Linked DNA regions of Homo sapiens: region 1 is linked to region 2. Evidence: read pairs that join two places in POLR2A ChIA-PET (ENCODE). Cell type or tissue: OCI-LY7. All regions are shown on one strand. Each heading gives the region's core, and the rest is flanking DNA. Links, peaks and the distances in the headings are about the cores only. Region 1 overlaps ANKRD17 (ankyrin repeat domain 17). Region 2 overlaps ANKRD17 (ankyrin repeat domain 17).

The links. Peaks named below come from ENCODE experiments on the same cell type or tissue, not always from the same donor. Only the 100,000 strongest peaks of a DNase experiment are listed, where the experiment ranks them.
Region 1: POLR2A ChIA-PET joins it to region 2 with 6 read pairs; 3 of 35 experiments call an interaction of 5 or more read pairs at or near these places.

What each region holds. Positions count from the first base shown.
Region 1 is chr4:73,184,406-73,189,799 of GRCh38, reverse strand. All of the region lies in intron 1 of ANKRD17 (ankyrin repeat domain 17), which reads left to right. Among named protein-coding and RNA genes, the nearest start is that of ANKRD17, 72 kb to the left of the region's middle. In OCI-LY7, for the core only: no CTCF peak of the experiment used is centred there; a DNase peak (open chromatin) is centred at 2,289; H3K4me3 peaks cover 358 bases; H3K27ac peaks cover 902 bases.
Region 2 is chr4:73,086,308-73,091,701 of GRCh38, reverse strand. It overlaps ANKRD17 (ankyrin repeat domain 17), which reads left to right. Exons shown (of 34, transcript NM_032217.5): 29 at 1-1,035. Among named protein-coding and RNA genes, the nearest start is that of COX18, 19 kb to the right of the region's middle. In OCI-LY7, for the core only: no CTCF peak of the experiment used is centred there; no DNase peak of the experiment used is centred there; H3K4me3 peaks cover 86 bases; H3K27ac peaks cover 200 bases.

The sequences.
Region 1 (5,394 bases), core at 247-5,246, 98 kb before region 2:
TAAGCAAGTATCCAAGAACAAGATAATTTCAGGCTGTGGTAGTATTATGGAGGAAATAAAGAGGATGGTGTGGTAGAAAGATAAGGAGAGAAACTCCGTTGATAGTATCATCTGAGTAAGTAAAACATAAGCTAAGACCTGAAGAACGAAAGGGTTGGGAAAAGCATTCCAGACAGCTGAGTGCGATGGCTCACGCCTGTAATGCCAGCACTTTGGGTGGCTGAGGGGGCGGAATGGTAGCCAGGCATGGTGGTGACCGCCTGTAGTCCCAGCTGCTCAGGAGGCTGAGGTGGGAAAATAGCTTGAACCCAGGAAATGGAGGTTGCAGTGAACCAAGATGGCGCCACTGCACTCCAACAGAGTGGGACTCCGTTTCAAAAAAAAAAAAAAAAAAAACATTCCAGGCAGAGGAATATCACCGTATATGTATGATTAATTTTATTTGTGTGTGTGTGAGATTTGTGACAGAGAAACAGAAAAAAGAAAGGATTATATTTCTTAGTGTTCTCTATTATCCCCTTTCTTGTAGTTGTCTTTTATACTACTACTAAATTTAATTTGCTATTGGGTTTTTGTTGTTGTTGTTGTTATCTCGTTTAGGTTTGTTAATTGGCTATCTATAATGAACTAGAGAGTTTTTCCATCTGTTTTCTGGGCCTTGTAAATAAAAAAGTAGTGCTCTATTCCTTAAATGTTATAATAATGCTATGTAATTTTGATAGAAGTTGCCTCTAAATTCATTTGGGTTTAGGTGCCGTTTTGAAGGGTTAGATTTATCTGTCATTGACGTTGCTTCAGTGGACATATTCTACTTAGGTTGTCTACCATTTCTTGAGTTAATTTTGATTATCTTTCTTTCTAGAAAACCATCCATTTTGTTTAAGACTTTTAGATTTATTGATTCATAGATGTGCTCAACTTTCTGACTTTAATAACTCCTTATATTTTTCTCTGTCTCTCATTTTTCATAATCATTCTCGCCAAAGGCTTATATCCTCTTTCTAGACTTTACCCAAGAAACTGTGTTTGGTTTTATTAATGAAACTTTTACCTCTTCTCAATTTTCTCATTTTTGTTTTTTCATTATAAATTATGTTGATGCATTTTGATTTGTATTCTATTTTGAAGCTTTTCATTTATTTATTTTAAATCTCAGGTTCTAATGAATTTAATACATTTCAAGCTCTAAATTTTTCTTTTCTTTTTTGTTTTTTTTAGACGGAGTCTCACTCTGTCGCCCAGGCTGGAGTGCAGTGGCACAATCTCGGCTCACTGCAGCCTCTGCCTCCCGGGTTCAAGCAATTCTTCTGCCTCAGCCTCCTGAGTAGCGGGGACTACAGGCGCATACCACCATGCCCGGCTAATTTTTATATTTTTAGTAGAGATGAGGAGTCACCATATTGGCCAGGCTGGTCTCGAACCCCTGACCTCATGATCCGCCTACCTTGGCCTCCCAAAATGCTGGGATTACAGGTGTGAGCCACCATACCTGGCCTAAATTTTTCTTTAAAGATCGCTATGGCTAAATCCCATATGAAATAATATGCTTATAATTTTATTTTTCATTTACTCTGTATTCTGAGAGTTAATAGTAGGCTTTTTTTTTCCTTTTCTTTTTAAATTTTAAAGTAGTGTCGTCATCTTATAGCTAAGTTTTAGTTTCTTTCAACTTTATGGACCAAGAATGTGCCCTTGTATAATTTCTTCATTTTGAAATGTGTTGAGATTTTCTGTTTTGCTTAAGATATGATCAGGTTTTTGTTTTTAAAGACTTTTCTCTGTTTGTGATATACTAAGTTCTAGTTCACTATGAAATATAAGTATTACAGTTAATTACTTCTATTTCTAAATCCTCTTTATCCTGCCCCTGGAAAAATGGTCTTCCATGAAACTGGTCTCTGGTGTCAAAAAGGTTGGGGAGCACTGCCCTAGAACATAGGCTTTTGGCATTATTTCATTTGAATCCTGGCTTTCATATTTTCAAAATAATCAGAAATCTTTGTGATATATTTATGTTATATACTTCTGTTAACAGTGGAGGATGTCCAGGTTCTTGGCATCTGGAACAAAGAATTGGACAAAACACACAAACAAAGCAAGGAAGGAATGACGGGATTTATTGAAAATGGAAGTACACTCAACAGTGTGGGAGCAGGCCCAAGCATTGGTGCTCAAAGGCCTCCTTACAGAATTTTTGAGAGTTTAAGTCCCCTCTAGAGGATTCCATTGGTTACTTCAGTATGTCCTATGTAAATGGAGGAGATGAAGTAAAGTTACAAAGTCATTTATGGCATATACTCTAACAGAGAGGATATTTCCTGTTACAGCCGAAATGTGACTCGGCCTTATGTTCCCTGCCAACAGACCCCATTTTCCTGTCTCACTTCCACTTTTATAACTTTAGTGAATCATATATTAAGAATTACCTGAGATATTAAAAATACGTTGTATTATACTGGTTTCTTTTCTAGCTGCTTAGTCTTGCAATTCCAAGGCTGCCCCTTTCTTGGATGGGTTTTTCTTCTTGAAGTAATATTTTCTCTAAATTCAGAAAATGTTTGTGGCTTTTAAATTTCATAGTGTTTACATACCTAAAAAAATTTCATTATACAGTTTGGAATTTTACTTTCAAACTGTTCATCAGAACTTTTAATTGCACAGATATCTTCTAGCATCTGGTGCTGTATTTAGGAAGTCTGATGTCAGTCTGACCCCTAACAGGTCCCCACTGCTACCATCCTGGAAGTTTTCTAGACTTTATATCCTTAGAAGTTTGAAATGTCACCAGGCTTATGACTACAGGTTTTGTGGTGTGTATATATGTGTGTGTGTGTATCTGTGTGTGTTGTAAAGCCATCTTATAAGAATATTTATATTCTGCAGCTGCTTTTACAATAATTGATAAATGATAATTCCTGGAGCAGGCTAAATTCATAATTGAATTGCATCCTACTATTGATAAGTAATTTTGGGAGAATTTTTGACAAACCATATAACTTTAATTCTGTTACAGAAAAACCACTTAGAAACTCTAGATTTGAGAATTCCATAGAACTTTGTCTTATTTGAAATATTCATAATTTGTCCACTTTGTAAAGTTTATGTTAAAAATTTTATATTGAATTGTTAGTAATGTCATACTCAATTGTTGCAGGCAAATAGCAGTTTGAAGCATAAGAAGTCACGTTTTACGAAAGTGCTATAGAACAAAGCTGTGTTAACTGTTATATCACTGATTCCTAGATTATAGTAGCTGCTTAATATTTGTCAAATTGATAGACAAGTATGAATGAAAAAATATAAGAATAGATCAGTGGTTTATTCTGTAAATAGACTTTTTGAAAGGTAAATTATCTTTAATGAGGTTCACTTTAGTTTTATTTACTATAATCTCAGAATACCATAATGAATCATTGACCATTCTTTTTACAAGAAAGATTTTATTTCTTTAAGTGGGTTTTTATTTTCTTTCAACTTTTCAAATTTCAGTCTTATACTTGGATTAGTGTTCTGTGACATTACTGAAGATTTTGTCTTTGTATGTATAGAAAAAATATTTGAATTGTATTAATTTTGGAATAATTTACCCCATTAAGAATTGTGGTATTTTATCAAAGTTTACCCTTATTTAAGACTATAAAAAATACAGACAAAAGGAATTATTTCTGGGTCATGTTCAGAAGAGACTAAATTGTGATGACTTTACAATTATGAATACTTCTTATTTCTTATTTTATGTGTAAATCTGCTTATCAGTATTCAAAGAACTATAAGAGCAGATAGCCATATTTTTCCAGGCTTACTTGAGAGCCAGAAATTATTATAATTTCTTAATAAATTAAGAATTTATTCAGTCACTGTCATAAAATGATCATAAACTCAAGTTTCTTAATTTTTCTATTCACTTTTTAATATTCAGTTTTTAAAATATGTATTCATATGTAAAATGTATTTCATATTGATAAAACCAAAATTAAGACTGTTGTTGCCTTCAATTATGTTCACATAGCCTGTGCTTTGAATATCAGTGAATATGTTTTATATGTATGAGTTATATAATTCATCCCATAATGATAGCCGTAAGTCATTTCTAATGAACTTTTATTTTTTGTAGCCAAAGTGGTGTTAGTTATGGATTTATGTCTGTAAACCCATTTTATGTTACTGAAATGTCTAAATTGGTCCTAAAAATCAATCATTGACACTTACTAAAAGAAAAATTTAGAAAAAATATAAAATCTTTTTGGAGGGATTTTTCTGCATTGACTGGATTTATTAAGAGATCTTAAAATTTTAAGTATGGTAAATTTTTGACTGAAGATAACTTCTTTTCCTGGAATAAGTGTGGGGATTATTTGTTTTAAAATGCTTTTATAATATAGTCAAAATTTAGAACACCTTTTCTGAAATGTAGATTACTGGTTTAAAATTCAGATTACCAGCTTTTGAGATTCAGTGATAAATAGAGTATTTTCCAGAACAACAAAAACAATAATAAATATTTTTATTTATTACCAGCTTTTGAGATTCATTGATAAATAGGGTATTTTCCAGAACAACAAAAACAATAATAAATATTTTTTATTTATTTTTTAAATATTTTTTATTTATTATTATTTTTTCTTCGGAAAACATCAGATGGGGGATGGGGTTAGTGTTGAATGTAAAGAAGTCTAAATTTTGCGGTTGCCAGCATTTTACTTTTATAAAGTATGTTTATGCTTAGAGACTGGCCCTTTTTTCCATCTTCACCTCACATAATGCATTTGTTTTACTTAAGTTCGTAATTGGTTGTTTTGTCTCTGGTGTCACAGCTGTCTAAAATGATCTTTAACATGGTCTCTAATTATCTTTATTTTACCAGTTATTTGCCTTAATGCTTAAATCCTTCAGTAACTTAATATAAATTCTGAACGCAGCACAGTATTGAAAGGCGCCATCTTCCTGAAGCATCATTGCTTTTAGCACTCTCATTCATAATTGTTTTCTCATTTCTCTGCACAATCACTGTATTAGTATCTGTTTAGTACTTCTTTCAAACTTGTTTGATAGTTATTTGCACATAGAGTTGCCTTTCTTTATTGTGTATTTATGGAAGGTATTGATTATAACAAAATTATTTTTGTGTTTGTATAATCCAATGAGTAGCCTACTGCTTTGCACTTAGTATGTAATTTGTAGTTATTTGTTAAGTTGGAGTTTGTATGTATGGTATCAGTTAATTAAAATATACTAGTTTTCTTTTCTTTTTTTTTTTTTTTTTTTTTTTTTGAGAGGAAGTCTAGCTCTTGTCCCTCAGGCTGGGTGCAATGGCGCTATCTTGGCTCACAGCAACCTCTGCCTCCCAGATTCAAGTGATTCTCCTGTCTCAGCCTCCTGAGTAGCTAGGATTAC
Region 2 (5,394 bases), core at 73-5,072:
CAGCTTCAACGGTGCCTGGTACATCTACAAATGGCAGTCCAAGTTCACCTTCTGTCCGAAGGCAGCTTTTTGTCACAGTTGTGAAGACATCCAATGCCACCACAACAACAGTCACAACCACGGCAAGCAACAACAACACTGCACCCACAAATGCCACATATCCTATGCCTACTGCCAAAGAACACTATCCAGTATCATCCCCATCTTCCCCATCACCACCAGCCCAGCCAGGAGGGGTTTCTAGAAACAGCCCTTTGGATTGTGGATCAGCATCTCCAAATAAAGTGGCATCTTCCTCCGAACAGGAAGCAGGTAGTCCACCAGTAGTAGAAACAACAAACACTAGACCTCCAAACAGCAGCAGTTCTTCTGGGAGTTCATCAGCTCATTCTAATCAGCAACAACCTCCGGGATCTGTTTCTCAGGAACCAAGACCACCTCTTCAGCAGTCTCAGGTTCCTCCCCCGGAAGTTAGAATGACTGTTCCTCCTTTAGCAACAAGTTCTGCTCCAGTGGCGGTGCCTTCTACTGCCCCAGTGACTTACCCTATGCCTCAGACACCAATGGGATGCCCCCAGCCTACTCCTAAAATGGAAACCCCTGCTATTAGACCACCCCCTCATGGCACAACTGCCCCTCACAAGAATTCAGCTTCAGTGCAAAATTCATCTGTTGCAGTCCTCAGTGTCAATCACATTAAAAGACCTCACAGTGTTCCCTCTTCTGTCCAGCTACCTTCGACCTTAAGTACACAAAGTGCTTGTCAGAATTCAGTACATCCAGCAAATAAGCCTATTGCTCCCAATTTCAGTGCCCCCTTACCATTTGGGCCCTTTAGCACATTGTTTGAAAACAGCCCTACTTCTGCTCATGCCTTCTGGGGAGGATCTGTTGTTTCATCTCAGTCAACACCAGAATCTATGCTATCAGGAAAATCCTCATATTTGCCAAATTCAGATCCTTTACATCAGTCTGATACTTCCAAAGCTCCAGGTTTTAGACCACCATTACAGAGACCTGCTCCAAGTCCCTCAGGTGAGTTTATATTTTCTGAGATTCTGCAGCTGTTCATTTGCACAAGTGATGTGAAAATTCTTGGTCATTTTCTAATATTTTTATTCTCTGGACGATATAGACAAAGATTGTTGGATTTAGTTAACTCAGATGCTGTTGTTTGTGTTTAGTATGGTGTTATTTTTAAAAATCTTTTTAAAAGCTACCATAGATTTTTATTTAATTTTCCATAAATAAGTCTTCTGATCAGGCGGGGTTTTTTTGTTTGTTTGCTTTTTGAGACAGAGTCTCGCTCTGTCACCCAGGCTGGAGTGCAGTGGCATGATCTCAGCTCACCGCAACCTCTGCCTCCCAGATTCAAGTGATTCTCCTGCCTCAGCCTCCCGAGTAGCTGGGATTACAGACGTGCACCACCATGCCTGGCTGATTTTTGTATTTTTAGTAGAGATGGGGTTTCACCATGTTGACCAAGCTGGTCTCGAACTCTCAACCTCAGGTGATTCACCCACCTTGGCCTCCCAAAGTGCTAGGATTACAGGCGTGAGCCACAGTTCCTGGCCTAGGCGTGTTTTTCTCTCTCAGAAGTCTTTCATGTTTTAATTTAATAAGGTACTGTCACCAAAAGTTTACATTTATTACAAATACAAAATAACAGATTTAAAAAATTGGGTTTCATTTCGCATTATCTTTTTTATTTCTAAAATAATTTTAAAAATAGAGCTACACAGTCTGATATGGTAGCCAATAACCATGTGTACTTTTTAAATTTAAATTAATGAAAATTTTAAAAATAAAAAAATTAGCTTCTTAGGCTACCCATATTTAAGTGCTTAAAAAACACTTGTGGCTGGTAGCTACCATATTGGACAGCAAAGATCTAGAACATTTCTATTATCCAAAATTCTACTGGGCAACACTGATATATGTAGAAGATACAAAGATCTCCTGATTGTAAGCTATTGCTTTTTTAAAAAAAACTTTTTACTTTAAAATATTTTTAGATTTATAGAAGAATTCTATAATTCCTCAGCTTCCCTTCATGTGACCATCTTACATAACCATGATACATTTCGAAACTAAAAAAATTAATATTGGTGTAGTACTACTAACTAGACTACAGATTTTAGGCAGATTTCACAAGTTTTTCAAGTAATATCCTTTTTCTATTGTAGGATCTAATCCAGGATGCCAGTTTCCATTTAAAGCTGTTGGGTTTTAATATAAGCATTTCAAGTAATTAAAGATAGTCCACGTAAGAGATGGACACACTATGGTCTATGGGCCAAATTTGGCCTGCTGCCTGTTTTTACATTTCTTAAATGTTTAAAAAAAAATTTTTTTTTTTAAGAATAGGCTTGGCACGGTGGCTTGTGCCCGTAATCCCAGCACTTTGGGAGGCTGAGGTGGGTCGATTGCTTAAGCCCAGGAGTTCCAGACCAGCCTGGGCTTAAGGGGAGACCCCATCTCTACAAAAATATAAAAATTAGCTGGGCATGGTGGTGCATACCTGTAGTCCCAGCTACTTGGGGGGCTGAGGTGGAAGGATGACTTGAGCCCTAGAGGCAGATGTTACAGTGAGCTGAGATCACACCTCTGCATTCCAGCCTGGGTGGAGACCCTGTCTCAAAAAAAAAAAAAAAAATTTAAAAAGAATAAACATGCAACACAAAATATGAAATTTTAATTTCAGTGTTTGTAGAGAAAGCTTTACTGAAACACAGCAATGCCCATTCATTTGCATATTGTATAAGGCTACTTTTATGCTACAATGACAGAATTGAGTAGCTGGGACAGAGACCATGTGACCTGCAAAGCCTAAAATATTTGGTATTTGGCTCTTGGTTGCCAACTCGTTATCTGTGTTATTGGAAATATGACATTCCGGGACAAAAATTTCCAAGTTTAATGGGAACTCAATGTTATTTTTACCTATTTCTGTAACATGTAAATAAAATTTAATGAAGGTGGTCAGTAAATATTCTTTGCTAAAAGTCAACTGAAATATTTATGTGTACTATGAAAAATAATTTATTTTATATTAAAACAATAGAATCAATATAATTAGATTTTAGATCATTATGTGCCAGTGCGTAGGAAATGCTTTAAGTTTGATTTTTATAGTAGTTGGAATTTAATACTTTACCTTTCCAAAAATGTGATAATCTAGGTGTGGGATTCAGAAAGGCTAAAATTAAGCTTTAGAGAACAAAAAAATAAATTCCTATTTTTTGAAAAGGTATAGAAGAAAGACCTCTGTAAGAAAGGTGAGGTTTTTAGGGAGTGTATAGTTGATGAGAGCCAAAATTAGCATTGAAGTTTAACTTACAAGTCAATTACCTAATTCAGGTCATTTTGAGTTAAAGATACTCCTTTTATTACATAGGAAGTATGTCCTTTTATTTTCTCCTAAACCTCTCTCAGATCCTAATTTTCACTTCTCTCTACTTCTTCCTAATTCATTTTGTGTTCCATATTTTTCTTCCTTTGTTTAACTTTTCTTATGTAAATAATTTGATTATTTGTATTTTAGACTCAGATCTGTTTTTATAGTTTGTATTTTGAAAAGTTATTTAAGTCACATAAAGATCTAAGGACAGAATAAGCAGCATAGTAAATACTTGGTATTTCCACATTTATTAATATATTCTCTGCTTGTTAACATCTTTTCAAACTCTCTCCCTCACTCCCCTCCCTTCCTCTCTCCCCTTTTCCTTCTTCCCTCCTTTTTTTTCCTCTCTTTTGCTGCTTCCTTTTCTTCCCCCTCTCTTGTCTTGTCTTACCTGTCTCTCCCCTTCTTCATCCTTCTTTCCTCCTTTTCCCCCTTTCTATCCTATCTCTATTTTCTTTTCTTCCCCATCTTTTGTCAAATCATGAGAAGATAACTTTCAAACATGATACTTTACCCCTAAATACTTTGATATGGATCTTCACAATGTTTGCCTTCACAGCTATGCCACTATTACTGCACCCAATAAAATGAGGATGAATTTGATAATAACACCCAACATAAAATGCCATTTTCCCAAATATATTCTTTCTGACTATGTGTGTCTCTTTTCCTTGCCATTTGATCCAAGACTCAATCAAGATTCACACATTACTTTTGGTTGTTATGTGTCTTTGGTCTCCCTCTGTCTAAAGTATTCTACTGCCTTCCTCTGTAATTCTTGACATTGACTCTGTGGGCAAGTTTAATTCAGTGATTATGTCAATCCATGATTAGATTCAGATCAAATATTTCAGGAAGGAGCATCATATAGGTGATGTTTTGAACCTCACACTGCATTTTATCAATGACAGATTGGCTGGATGTGGTGGCTCACACTTGTAATCCCAACACTTTGGGAGACTGAGACAAGAGGCTCATTTGAGGCCAGAAATTTAAGACCTGCCTGGGCAACATTGTGAGACCTTGCCTCTACAAAAATAAATAAAAAAGCTGGGTGTGGTGGCATGTACCTGTAATCCCACCTACTTGGGAGGCTGAGGCAGGAGGATCACTTGAGCCCAGTAGATGGAGGCTGGGGTGAGCTATGAGCAACAGAGCAATCTCCTGTCTCCTTAAAAAAAAAGAAAAAATGATAAATTGTTCCAGTATTGGCTGTGGAAAGCATGGCCGTGTGGTTAGTATGTAATTATCAGATCTCTTCATTGTAGAATTGTATCTACAGCCCTTTTTTGCCCTGTAGTTTTATACAACTCTTTGGTCCTTAAACCTATTTAAAATCCTACAGATATATATATATATATATATATATATATATATATTTTTTTTTTTTTTTTTTTTTTTGAGATGGAGTCTCACTCGGACGCCCAGGCTGGAGTGCAGTGGCACAATCTAGGCTCACTGCAACCTCCGCCTCCCAGGTTCAAGCATAAAATCCAATATTGACATGTGTTCTATAAAAGCTAATAAAAGGTAAAACAAAAATATAGCTAGGTGTAATGGTGAACACCTGTAGCCCCAGATACTCAGGAGGCTGAGGCAAGAGGGTTGCTTGAGCCCAAGAGTTTGTGGCTACCGTGAGCTATGATCACATGCCACTGCATTCCACCCTGAGCAACAGAGAAAGCTGTCTCCTAAATTAAAAAAAAAAATCGTTGACAATTATTTTCTTTCTTTTTTTTCTGTATTTTTAACCCGTTAGACTAAAATCAGATAGGTTACTTGTGTAATAGTTTAGTGTGTAAACATTTGTAATACTTTTTTAATGAACATATTTCAAAAACAAATGTGTACCTGTAAGAGAGAAAAAGAAGAGGAAGAGTAAATGTTTTATCTTTATCCCTAAAAATAAACATTTAAAAAAAAATGTTATCTAAAAATCCCTAAAGGTAAACGTTTATTCTTCCTCTTCTTTTTCTCTCTCACAAATACAC